Linked DNA regions of Mus musculus: all the other regions are linked to region 3. A link is a contact called in ENCODE Hi-C or POLR2A ChIA-PET data. All regions are on one chromosome and are shown on one strand. Each heading gives the region's core, a stretch centred on a gene start or an enhancer-like site at or near the end of the contact. The rest is flanking DNA. Distances are from core to core; before and after follow the strand shown. Region 1 holds the start of Ppp6r2 (protein phosphatase 6, regulatory subunit 2). Region 2 holds the start of Plxnb2 (plexin B2). Region 3 holds the start of Sco2 (SCO2 cytochrome c oxidase assembly protein).

Region 1 (3,812 bases), core at 274-2,773, 160 kb before region 3:
GACTTAAAAATAGTGTAAAGGTCAGGGCCAGGCTTGCACCTGCTCGCTGTTGCGGTAATGGGACTAGTGGGTCATCCCCTGTGTTTGGTATCTCCGCACAAGCCCCAGTTCTGCAGCACATTCGGCTTCTGTATTCAGGGTATCACTTCAGTCAGGATGGCCTGGGAAAAGCTGTGCTGCAAGAGACCACACCGCGAACCCAGGCGCCTCCAATTTTGCTTTCCAAACCGGGGAAGAAAACAAAACAAAAAAAATCGATTTCCTTTCCTCCAACAGTGTCTCTTTGGCGCCCTCTGCTGAGAAAAGGGGGAAACACAGCAGCACCACTTCAAAGAAAAAAAAAATCTTGGAAGGGCCCAGAAATGTCTCCCCCTTAGACATTTTTACACTCTGTAGTCCTAGCTGACCCGGAACTCGCTGAGTAGAGTAGAGTAGGCGAGTCTCGAACTGGCAGAGATCCCCCCTGCCTCTGGTATTAAAGATGTGCGCCAGTATGTTTTGCTTGCCTGAAACTCCTCCTGCTTTGGTCTCCCAAGTGCAACCACCCACGCCGGCTTATACTTTCGCACAGCGGTAGTGAACTTGCCACTGAGAGTGAGTGAGTTCATAGCTAGCATGTGTTGACACATTCCTTACATGTTTCTTTTTTTTTTTTTTTGATATTTTCCCATGGCTCACACTGCCACCGGAAATCAGTCTCATTTTAGAGATTAATTTAATTTGAACTCATTTCAACCCATGTTAGATGGCCACGTATGTGACGTACACAAGCCCTGGACAACAAGGATCGGTATCCAAGAAAAGAAAAAAAAAAAACAAAACAAAACGAAACTAAACAACAAAACAAAACAAAACAAAACGGCTTTGATCTCAACACAGAGGCAGAGGCAGAGAGACAGGAGAATCTCTTGTGAGTTCGAGGCCAGCCTGGTGTACAAAGCAAGTCCGGGACAGCCAGGGCTCTGTTACACTGAGAAACCCTATCTCGAAAAACCAAAAAAAAAAAAAAAAAAAAAAAAAAAGGTAAAAAGGGCTAGCTCAGCGGTTAAGAGCACTGACTGCTCTTCCAAAGGTCCTGAGTTCAAATCCCAGCCACCACATGATGGCTCACAGCCATCCGCAGTGAAATCTGATGCCCTCTTCTGGTGCATCTGAAGACAGCTACAGTGTACTTACATTAAATAAATAAATAAATAAGGAAAAAAAAAACCAAAAAAACAAACAAACCAAGTAGATCAGCGGACAGTCCAGTTCAGAAACAGGACGTAGCGGAGACGAGCGCGCGCACCGCTCTGGGGACTTGAAGGTGCCCAGAGGATTTATTTAGCACAGCCAGCTCGATCACGGGGACGCCTCAGGACGTTCCCCCAGCGCGACTCCACCAGACAGACCCTGGACCGCGGCCGCCACTCTGTGCCTCCTCCGGTGGCCCCGCCCCCGGGGCGCGCCCCCGCCCCTCCCCCGTCCGCGCGCTCGCCCGCCGGCCCGCTCGCTCGCTCGCGCGCGCCCCCGCCGCCGCCGCCGCCATTTTGGAGCGATCTCGCCCGCGGCCCCGAGCCGGTCCCGAGCGGGTCCCGAGCCTCCCGCCGGCTGCGCCCGAGTCCGAAGGCGCCGCGCCGCGGGGTCGGGCCCATGTGCGTGCGGCCCGCTCCAGGCCGTCCGCACTTCACCTCTGCGAGCGTCCTGGCCTCGCTTGGGCCTCCCTCGGAGGAGGAGTCGCTGCGACCCCCAGCCTGCTGGGCAGGTGAGTGCGGCCGCGCGCCCACCGCTTCCTGCGGCCCGGGGACAGGAGGGACACCCCCACCCCCCACCGCCTTCGGGCCGTCAGCGTCCTGCTGTCACTCAGCTTGTGCGGTCAGCGCCCTGTCAGTAGAGCAGCGCCTTTGTCACCCTGCGCTTCGTCAGGGGGTCAGCGCCTCCATCAGTCTGCTTCCCGGTCAGCCAGCACTCTCCACTGCCGTCATTCATTCATCCATCCATCCATCCATCCATCCATCCCTTCCCTTCCCTCAGCGCTCACCCTTCTTGACAGTCAACATCCCTTTTAGCTACTATCCCAGCTCCTGGCCTGTCAGTGGTCAGTTTTTCCCCACTCTCAGAATTAGTCTCAGCCTCTTAGTGGCCGCCTGGTTCTCTCCCTCCCAGTTGTCCACCTCTGCTCCTATCAAGGTCCCTCACCTCTGTCGGTGGCTGTAGAGGTGGGGCGGACCTTGGATACAGGGCCTGGGGAGTTGTCAGTGTTCCCTATCTCATCTTTGGGTTTTTTTTTTTTTTCCACCCTCCTCATCAGGGGCCCCGCTGGTGGTGACCTTTCCACCTATCAAGCGTTCCCTCCCCGCTCGCTCATCTCCTCCTACCAGTGCCCACTGCCAAGCGCTCGCTTTGTTATTGTCCTTTATTTCCATCCCATTCCTCTTCCGGGTCGTTCCCCAGTTGTCATCATCACCCACTGTCTTTCTCCCACTCCCCCCCCCCCCCCATCATCTTTTGCTTCTCCCATGCGCCTCTTCTTTCTGGAACTTCTTCACCTGCTACTTTGTATCCTCACAGCTGACTACTCACTTAGTGAAGGCTGTTTCCAATCTATTACGGAGCTCTTGCTGTTCGCTATCAGCTCTCAGTCCAGTCACTTTCCCCAATTCTCGCTTTCTGCTGTAGCCCCTCCCCGCAATTTGTCACCATCCTCAACCATGTCCCTAGGCCTTATTCCAGACAGGTTTTCAGGTTTTCACTGACACCTTCATCTGTGTCCTACCTGACAATGCTGCTTGCTGGCTTCTTACCATCTCATTCCATTCCCTATCCCCCCCCCCCCCTTTCCGGGACTGTTTTACTGTGTAGCCATAGATGTCCTGGAACTCTGGCCTTAAACTCCATAGAGATCCGCCTGCCTCTGCCTCCCTAGTGCTGGTATCAAAGGCGAGGGCTACTGTCACCCAGCTTCAGTCCTCATTCTTATCTCTTCACGCCTCTCTCCCTTTCTGTTTTTCTGAGACAGGGTCTTGCTATGGAGTCTTGGCTATCTATGTAGAGCAAGCTGGACTGAAACTCAGAGATTTGCCTACCTTTGCCTGGGATTAAAAGTTTTCCCAACCAAGTCTGATGTGTTCATCTCTTGATGTTCTTATGTTCTGGGTCAGCCCTTTGACCTCTCTGGTTCTCATGTGAGCTAAATAAGCTCTTGGAGGCAAAAAAGAGGCTATCGCCGGGCAGTGGTGGCGCACGCCTTTAATCCCAGCACTTGGGAGGCAGAGGCAGGCGGATTTCTGAGTTCGAGGCCAGCCTGGTCTACAAAGTGAGTTCCAGGACAGCCAGAGCTATACAGAGAAACCCTGTCTCGAAAAACAAACAAACAAACAAACAAAAAAAAAAAAAAAAAAAAAAAAAGAGGCTATCTTTTGTTTGTTTTTTTTCTAGACAGGGTTTCTTTGCGTAGTCCTGGCTGTCCTAGAACTAGCTCTGTAGACCTAGACCAGGCTGGCCTCAGACTCACAGAGATCCACCTGGCCTCTGCCTCCCAACTGATGGGATTAAAGTATGCTACCATTGCCCAGTAAGAAATTAGCTTTAAGGAGGAGGGTGGGAGAGCAGGCCAGAGCCTTTCAACACGGACATCGGGAGGAGATGGAAAGGGCCCAGATCTCTTGCAGGAACTAGATAATATTGGTGTGTCTAGGTTGGCTGAGAATGTTTGTCTTCTAGTCAGCCTTACAGCTTGAGGGGGGTGGGGGGTGAGGGGGGTGGTTCTAGGCTGGAGATTGAGTTGTGGGGCATTATGACTATCTGGATAGGAGGGGGTGTTGTGGTTCAAA
Region 2 (4,006 bases), core at 949-3,448, 190 kb before region 3:
TGCTCTCCACGCAAGCTCCTGGATAAGCCATAAGCCCCTGGAGCCAACCCAGGAACACCCCAACGGCTTCTGGTAGAACACCTTATTTGTCCACCTGTAGGATGTCCTGACCAGTATCGCATCCCAATGAGGAGGGAGGGGGGCAGCCCCTCAGCGAGACTCTGGTCAGTGAGAAGGCAAGAAGGTAGCCTGCGGTTCAGCCCCAGTAAGCCCTCAGGGATGTGCTTCCTAAGGGGTCTCTGCCAGGAGTGTGACCCATCCAAGGTATCCTTAAACATAGTAGGAATGACTTTGGGAAGTGAACCGAGTCGTCCAGAGAGATCTAAAATACTTCCTCCCCCACGAGCTTTGTCAGAGGAGCCTGGGCATATTCCAGGTTGGGCAGGGCCAACAAAGGAGCCGACCTTGAGGTCCTTCTCCAACCCAAGGTGACACATGCCCTCCTACACCGCCCCTGACTGGTCTGAGCAGCCATGGGAGCGAGGTGGTGGAGCTGCCTGGACTTGCCAGCCCCGCCCTCCTGGAGTTCTCAACCCCGCCCTCCTGGGGTTCTCAACTCAGCCCGGAAGTGGGTCCCTCTCCCATGGCTGCTTCAGCCTCCCCTTCTGCTTCAGCCTGCTCTTTGGGTAGCTGGACTCGCTGGACTCGGCTGGATAATCCAAAATAATTCCTCCTTGGCAGGCAGCCCGTGGGGGAGGGGGGAACTCACATTCCAAACTCTTGTTTTTCTAAGTAACTTCCCTCAGATCCTGGGGCTAGAAACCTCTGGCCAGTCCTCAGGCCTCCCCACTTCCATGGGAGGGTGTGAGCGACTAGGTGGCCGAGGCTCTGTAGTCTACCTGGTGATTAGTCTTCTCGAGCAATTTCCATACAACACAATAAGGTTTGGCACATTCCACAAAACAACTCACGCGTTGGCTCTACCTTCCTAGGAACTTCACCTCCTGACCAAAGAGCAAGGACTCATGCTAGCGACAGTCCAACTTTCTGATGACATTCCCTATGTTCCAAGACAGCATCCGGGTGTGGGATCAGGCTGACAGCTCCCACCCTCTAGGTGTTTGTGAGCAGTCTGAGAAATTCAGCTTTAAAATCATCAATACAAATTGAAGAGAGACGTTAGAGGGGGGCACTCCCCAAGGCAAATGAGGGCCCCCGAGGGCCTCCGTTCATCAGAACGTGACACTGGCTTTGGGACCTGGCTTCAGCTACAGTTCTGACCACCACCACCATGGTGGCCATAATCCGATCTCCCTTCCTGCCTTCTCCAAGGAACTAGAAAAAGGAATTAAGTGACGTGGCCAGAAACTCTAGGATTCTTAGGCTCAGAAGACCCCAGATAGAAAGGACCCACCCACACACAAACCTGCCACACAGCAGGAAACAGAGGAAGCAATGAATCTCCCTTAAGAAGGTATATGGAAGTGAAGGACTGGACTGTGTAAAAGCACCCACAAGTTCTAAGCCCTCTGAATCCTAAGTGTCTCTCCAAACACCACAACAACGAACTACACTAGAAACTTGCGGAGATCTTGCCGGGAGGCGTGGGGCCTCACCAGGTACTACTACTGAGTGTTAGTTCTCTCTGGCTCTTGTTCCCTGTCCCAGAAGGTGTGGGCACTGCTTTGGTTGAGCACCCCTGTAAAAAGCCCCAGCAGAGCCCAGCGTCTGAGCAAGCTTAGCTTGAGAACTGGGGCCTGGAGGTCCAGCACGACAGAGATGACTTGCTCTGGTCCATCGATTCGGTAGGGACGCCGGCCGTGAAGGAGGGTTTGAAACTACACCGGGTCGGGTGCAGCTCCACCGGGTCGTGGGAACCCTGCCTGCCAGGACAGTCTCCCAGCATCCCAGCGCTGAGGGCCTCGTCGCCAATCGGGGAGGCAGGAACAGCCAGGCCCAGCCGATTGGAAAGACAGACAGACGCGGGGCAAAGACGCAGGCCCGCGTCGCCCTCCGCGCAGCGGCACTGCCCTAAGACCCCCGCGTCCGGGGGCGCAGGCCGAGGCCGAGTGGCGGAGACGGCGAAGCCTGGGCCTGCGCGACGCCCCCACAGTTCCCGTCCCCGAGTGCCGTACCTGCTCCTCCGCAGCCGTCGTTCGATGGCGCCGGGGCCGCGCTCTGCGTTGCGCTCCGGCCCGCGCGGCTGCCATGGAGACGGGCCTTTGTGTGGCCGAGGAGGGGCCGGAGCGCGCGGGAGCCGCCGGCCCCGCCCCCGCCAGGGGAGAAGGAGGGCGGGGAGGACAGGGGCGGGCGAGAGGGAGGGACGAGACTAAGGGGTAGAGGGTGGGAAGGAGGGGCGGCTGGCGTCCCTAGCGTACCCCGCGTTTCCCTCGGCTCAGAGCCACTTATGCACACCGCTTTGCTTGGAGATTCGCGCCCAGTAGCAATCCGCGCTCCCTGCCTGCTGCAGTCTCGTCTCCTGGCACCAGTTCCCCCGCACCTCCCACTGCCCCGTCATCAGAGGAGTTCGCTCAGGCTGGGCACAACCCCGGGAGTGCCCCAGGCCGAACTGAATGGCGCACGCGGCCCGGCACCAGTGGGTGGCTTCGCCTGGGCCAGATCGAGGCCTCAAGTGTCTTCTTGGAGATGGGCGGGGCGCAAGGAACCGCACCACCATTGGCAACAGGCGGGACCACGCGCTCATCCCGTTCCCGAGGGTGAGGGCTGCTGAACCTTGATTCTTTCTTCCAAATCCTAGCCGCTCTGTTCTCCTTATGGAATGTTCTACTCTCCTTCCCGGCCCCTTGGCCTTACCGACCCCCAAAATGTCTATAGGGTAGGACAGTACCGTAGGGTTCCTACTTCAGGCCTTGAAGTTGTGGTGGCGATCTCAGGACAAGGTTTGGAACTAGTCCCCAAACCCCAGCTCATTCATGTCTACCCTGGAATAGCTGTCTCTTCCACCCCAGATTTGCTCTCCTTTTTAAAACAAAAAAAACTAAAGATGTATTTATTTATTCATTTTATGTATGTGAGTACACTCTAGCTGTGAGCCTTCATGTGGTTGTTATGAATTGAATTCTTAGGATCTCTGCTCGCTCAGGCCCAAAGATTTATTATTATACATAAGTACACTGTATCGGTCTTCTGACACACCACAAGAGGGCGTCAGATCTCACTACGGGTGGTTGTGAGCCACCATGTGGTTGCTGGAATTTGAACTCGGGACCTGTGGAAGAGCAGTCTCTTACCCCCTGAGCCATCTCGCCAGCCTCCAGATTTGCCCTCCTTGAATACCGTCTGCCTACTTCCTCCTATTTCCTCTGGCATCTCTGTGGAGAGCCTTTTGGGGTGCCCGTGACTGACTGAGCCAGCTTGGAACAACATCTCCCCAGCTTTGGAGATCTGCCCCAATTCTTATGTCTTCCCCAACCTGAAAACTTCACAAATCTGAGGACTTCACTGTTTCTTTAAGGAAGTTGAACTTGCCCCATCTCAAGCAGCCAGGCTTGGTTGAATCACCTTCTCCCCTCCACCAGCAACCCCGCCCCCTCCCCCCACATACAAGAGACTCCAAAATATTCAGTGATTTCAACACTACGGCCCCCAACACACACACACAACTCTAAAATATCCAGTAACACAGCTGCAAACTTTGTATCAAAAATATTAAAAGACAAGTATTGTATAACAAAAAAAGATATTTTAATAACAAAGTTGTGGGAAGGCCAGTATTCTGAACTGAGTAGGGCTCAAAATAGAAAAGGCAGGAAGCTGGAGGGTAAAAGAGTCCTCCTGTCCTTCCGGTCTGTCCCTGGGGCTGGCTGCCTCATGACCTCCACCCAACCCTCTTAGATCCCCTGAATGCTGGCTCACTGCGCTCTCCCAACTGGCCACACAAGGGAGCTCTGGGAATCACAATCTCCAGGATTAGCTTCTCACTCTCCAGGCATCTAAACTGTAAGGGACCTCTGGGCTGGGGGGAGGGGAGCACCTCTTTGGAGCCATCTGTCTCGACATCCCTCCAGGCTCTGCCCTTGGCATGGATGGAAAGAGATGGGCTTGA
Region 3 (4,215 bases), core at 12-2,511:
CAACACCAAAAGTCCATAGCTGGTTTGCTCTAACCTACGTCTTTAACCAGGGAGTCTCAGCCTCATGACCCCAACCTCTGGAGAACCCACGCCACAACTGCCAAGCCTCCCTGTGGATTCTTGGAAGCACCGCGAATATGCTTTGCCTGGGCACTGGGATGCATGTGTCTATTTACAATAAATTGTTCTTTATAGGGAGGCTGTTGATCCTCTGGCTGACCACCTTTAAGAGGTGATCCTTTCTAGCTTTAGGGTCACTTCAGGGTAATCTGGGGCTCAGCAGAAAACAAGTGCCTCCAGCTTGTTTTCTGTAATGTAACACAGCTCAGCCCACTGTGCCTTGAACTGTCTGACCTTCACCTTCCTGGGCAGGCAGACTCCTCTGCACTTAACTGGATGCCGTACCCTGCCCCTCTGCAGTCCCTCAGCCCTGCCATCTCCCTTCATCCTCCCCCCCCCCCCTCTCCCCAGGGAAGGTTGTTACAACTAGCATTTAGAGCCACTGGCATCCAGCCTACTGGGCTCCCCCAGTATGTTGCCCCCGTGTGGCTACAACCTGGATCTCTTATGAGATGGAGGATACGTCCAGGGCACCATCAGCCCTGAGCTAGGACCAGTCCGAGAAGATGGGACTGGCAAATATTCCCAATATGTCCATTTTCTGGGCCTCAGAAGGTCTCTAGCTCATGTGATAAGCTAGATGAAGCAGTAGCAGCAGAGTATGAGGCCACATGTTAACAGCGTCCTCACCCAGTCCCACCCCTTGGGGGAGGACTTGCCCAACTGAACTCACCTGGCTGAGCTGGGTTCGAGACTTAGGGCTGTGCGATGGTCGGTGGGAGGACAAGTTCAGCGAAGGGTGAAGGGACCTTGAAGGGTGCTCGATCTGATAGCACGAGCGCCCCCTGGAGAGTGCGTCGCTGCTGACTGCTGAGCGCAGGGCCGTCTAGGTGCACGCGGAGCCAGGGTGTCCCTGCGCGAGCGACAGAGGCGGTTACCTAGGTCACAGCGGGCGACCGGAAGGGTTGTTTATGGATTCCAGACAGCGCTTACCTCGGGACAAACACTGGCCCACGTCGACCAGTACCTCGGCACCCACTCCCGGTCTGATCGGCTGCCCCGCTCGGCTGCGTCCGGCTCCGAGGTCGTGCAGCACACGGGCCAGCGGCAGCGCTCGGACGCACTCAACAATGCCTAAGGGAGAGGGTGGACACTGAGAACCTACTGGAGGCACGTGCCAGGACCAGGAAAGATCGGGAGAGGAAGTGGGTGGGATCTGGTGCCGTTGATATCCGGTCTCACCGTCTGCCGGTGCGAGCAGCTCCTCTTGCTCTCGGGCGTGAGGCAGCAGCTGCCGGCGTTGCGTGGGGCTCCCGGAGCACAATGCTTTAGCTAGGCCGGGGTCCACGCCCTGCGCCGAAAGCATCAGCTGGAAGCGGCGCCGCGCGGAGCCGTCATCCAACGCCGCGGCCACTCGGGCGGCGCCTTGGTCTTGTGTTTCCGCCTGTCCGCTAATCCAAAGAATGGCGCCTCCTGCTGGCGGGCGGGGTGGAGCTCAGAAGCTGCAGGGATTGAGAGCTCCTGGCATACAAACTGGTGGTCTTAACTCCAGCCCTCTCACCTAGCCTAATGACCAGGTCCCGCAGATCCGGCGGCCCCGCACCATCCAGGCAAAGCAACGCTTCTTCCACCTCCAGGGTATGGCCCACGCTGCGGCCCAGAGGGTTATCCATGGCGGTCAGGGCTGCGGCGACCTTCAGCCCCAGGCTCACTCCCACTCTAACCTGGGGAGGCATTATTCAGTATCCGGCATTATCAAATCCCATACCTGCTGTCCCTGGGTTAAGGTGTCAGTAAAGGCTTAGGTTAGAGATCAGAAACCAACACTGCCAGGCCTCAGAGGGGATGGGGGTGTTCTGGTTGGTTGCCCTAAGTGGCGGGGGTTCTGTGGAGGATTTCCCCAGGTCCGCAGTCAGGACAGCTTTGATTGGATAGGGTAGGAGGGCTGGAAAGAGGAATTGCCGTTTTATTCTTCCAGGACTGTTGAGTGGGCAGAGGCAGGGATAGGACGGAATGTGAGGCTCATGTCCCTTCATAGAAAGGGCACTGTGGCCTAGCACGGCTCACCAACATCTTTGCCAGTTCTCGGGCCTTCTCCTGGTCTGGGAAGACTGCAGCTCCCCCAAACTTAACATCTACCACCAGAGTGGACAGTCCCTCCACGGCCTTCTTACTGAGGATTGAAGCTGCGAAGACCAGAAACATCATCCCAGGGTATACTTGGGCACAGGAAGAGTTGCCTCTCTGAGAAAAGCGGCAGTGCCTAGCGGACTGTCTGTCAGTCAGGGTACCCCGTTTCAGGTCACCTGTAATGAGTGGGACACTGTCCACAGTGGCTGTCACATCTCGTGCAGCATACAGGATCCCATCAGCAGGAACCAGCTTTGCACTCTGGCCGACAATGCAGCAGCCGACTTCCTCAAGGATGTGCAGCATCTGCTCAGACACCTTCATTAACTTCTAGGGACGGACCCACCCACTGGCCCTGACCACTGACCCAACAGAAGTTCAAAACATGGCCAGCGAGAGTCAGTATGGTTCTGATGGCTAACCTACCAAGGATCCCGATTAGTTATGACAGACACATTAATGCGTACCAGCTAATCAGTGGCTTCTCCCTGTTCCCAAGTAACGATCCCGATCAAAGTTCTCTCGATGACTCCAGGCCTATTTACAACCAATGACCTTTTGAATAGTCAATGTTCTCTCTCATTAGTGACCCAGATAAATAACCTGTCCATTGATCATCCTGTGATTCGGGCCAGTGACTCCCTCAACCCAGATCATTGATCAGTTAGTGGCCCACCTGTACCTGCTCTGGGCTCTGGGTGACACCGAACCCAGGAATCGATTCCAGCTTATCCAGTGTGCCCCCTGTGTGTCCCAGACTGCGGCCGCTGATCATTGGCACCTGGTGGAGAGGGATGCTGACTGCCCCCACGCAGGCCCTTAACCTCATTTTACCTATCCTCTACTAAGAACCTATCCTATCCTCATATGAAATTACTTTTAAAAAAGCAGTTATATTTTAGAGTCTTTTTTTTTTTTTTTTTTTTTTTTTTTGGTTTTTCGAGACAGGGTTTCTCTGTGTAGGTCTGGCTGTCCTGGAACTCACTTTGTAGACCAGGCTGGCCTAGAACTCAGAAATCCGCCTGCCTCTGCCTCCCAAGTGCTAGGATTAAAGGCGTGCGCCACCACGCCCGGCTATTTTAGAGTCTTTTAAACAGTTAATGAGGGTGCCCAATTGGTGGAAAGGAAGATAAACTGTACTTGGTGGGAGCAGTTTGTCAGTAGGTCAGGAGTTGGCACACACTCATCTGGGGCCCAAGTCTGAAGGACAGGAAGAGGAAGGCCCCGCTCTTTCTTTGTGGGGCCTGCTAGCTCTTAAAGGGTCCTCTTGGGTACAGAGGCAACTCTACTCCATGGTGGAATTTGTGTATTGAGCGATGGGACTGCCCTGGATTTTGTCTTTGAGAGCTTTGAGCCAGGCTGGAGGGTTGGAGGTTCCTGTGAGCGGGTCAGAGGTCTGTAGAGGACGTGGTCACTAACCTTACAGCCGCATGCAGCCAGGGCAGGTGCCAGAACCAGGCTAACCTTGTCACCCACACCTCCTGTGGAGTGTTTGTCAACAAGCTGCTGGTGCCAGGCTTTGGGCCACTCCAGTTGCTGCCCAGACTCTGCAAGGGCCCGAGTCAGCACAGATGTCTCTTCTAGGTTCATTCCCTGCAGCCGAATGGCCATTAGCATGGCCCCTAAGTATGGATACAATGAGCGAGGTGTTCACGCAGTCTGAGTTTTCTGGGGCCGTGATGGTGGTGGGGTACTGTGGATCCCTGAGGTGCGTATGGGGCAGCTGGAAGGGGTGTTGGGGTCTAGTTACCACACACCAATTTGTGTGTCCTGTGCTCTTCCATCTATCACCGCGTGCACGAAGTTTCTGATATCTGCTTCTCTCAGATGCCCTCCATCTCGCTTCAGGCGGATCAGCTCAGGCAGCTGCCTGGGCTCCCCACCTCCTCCCCCTGAGGCCGAGGGAGGTGGTGTCCCTGGAGCTGCCATTGCTCCAGTCTGTAAGGGATATTGAGACACCACTGGAACTCCCCACCTCCACCCCATCCAGGTCTTTGAATCCATGGTCACTTGTCCAAACCTTGC

The links. A loop is a pair of places that touch in the nucleus more often than their neighbours do. ChIA-PET counts read pairs that join two places held with the same protein, here RNA polymerase II (POLR2A).
Region 1: a loop to region 3 is called in a map of v-Abl transformed pro-B cells, with 3 times the contacts of the local background. The contact joins the promoter of Ppp6r2 here to the promoter of Sco2 in region 3. A Hi-C loop is called at or near these places in 1 of 37 maps with a recorded cell type or tissue (v-Abl transformed pro-B cells). POLR2A ChIA-PET finds 5 or more read pairs at or near these places in 2 of 5 experiments (Patski and embryonic stem cell).
Region 2: POLR2A ChIA-PET joins it to region 3 with 10 read pairs in Patski. The contact joins the promoter of Plxnb2 here to the promoter of Sco2 in region 3. POLR2A ChIA-PET finds 5 or more read pairs at or near these places in 2 of 5 experiments (Patski and embryonic stem cell).

What each region holds. Positions count from the first base shown.
Region 1 is chr15:89,210,036-89,213,847 of GRCm38, forward strand. Ppp6r2 (protein phosphatase 6, regulatory subunit 2) reads left to right here and starts at 1,524. Exons shown (of 25, transcript NM_026813.2): 1 at 1,524-1,744.
Region 2 is chr15:89,178,590-89,182,595 of GRCm38, forward strand. Plxnb2 (plexin B2) reads right to left here and starts at 2,199. Exons shown (of 38, transcript NM_138749.3): 1 at 2,076-2,199. It overlaps Dennd6b (DENN/MADD domain containing 6B), which reads right to left. Exons shown (of 20, transcript NM_027081.3): 20 at 3,624-4,006.
Region 3 is chr15:89,372,630-89,376,844 of GRCm38, forward strand. It overlaps Sco2 (SCO2 cytochrome c oxidase assembly protein), which reads right to left and starts at 1,262. Exons shown (of 3, transcript NM_001111288.2): 1 at 1,054-1,262; 2 at 794-973. It overlaps Ncaph2 (non-SMC condensin II complex, subunit H2), which reads left to right. Exons shown (of 20, transcript NM_001115132.2): 20 at 1-221. Tymp (thymidine phosphorylase) reads right to left here. Exons shown (of 11, transcript NM_138302.2): 2 at 3,948-4,128; 3 at 3,610-3,812; 4 at 2,873-2,971; 5 at 2,367-2,496; 6 at 2,128-2,246; 7 at 1,622-1,784; 8 at 1,303-1,533; 9 at 1,054-1,194; 10 at 794-973. The coding sequence starts at 4,119. The coding sequence ends at 816.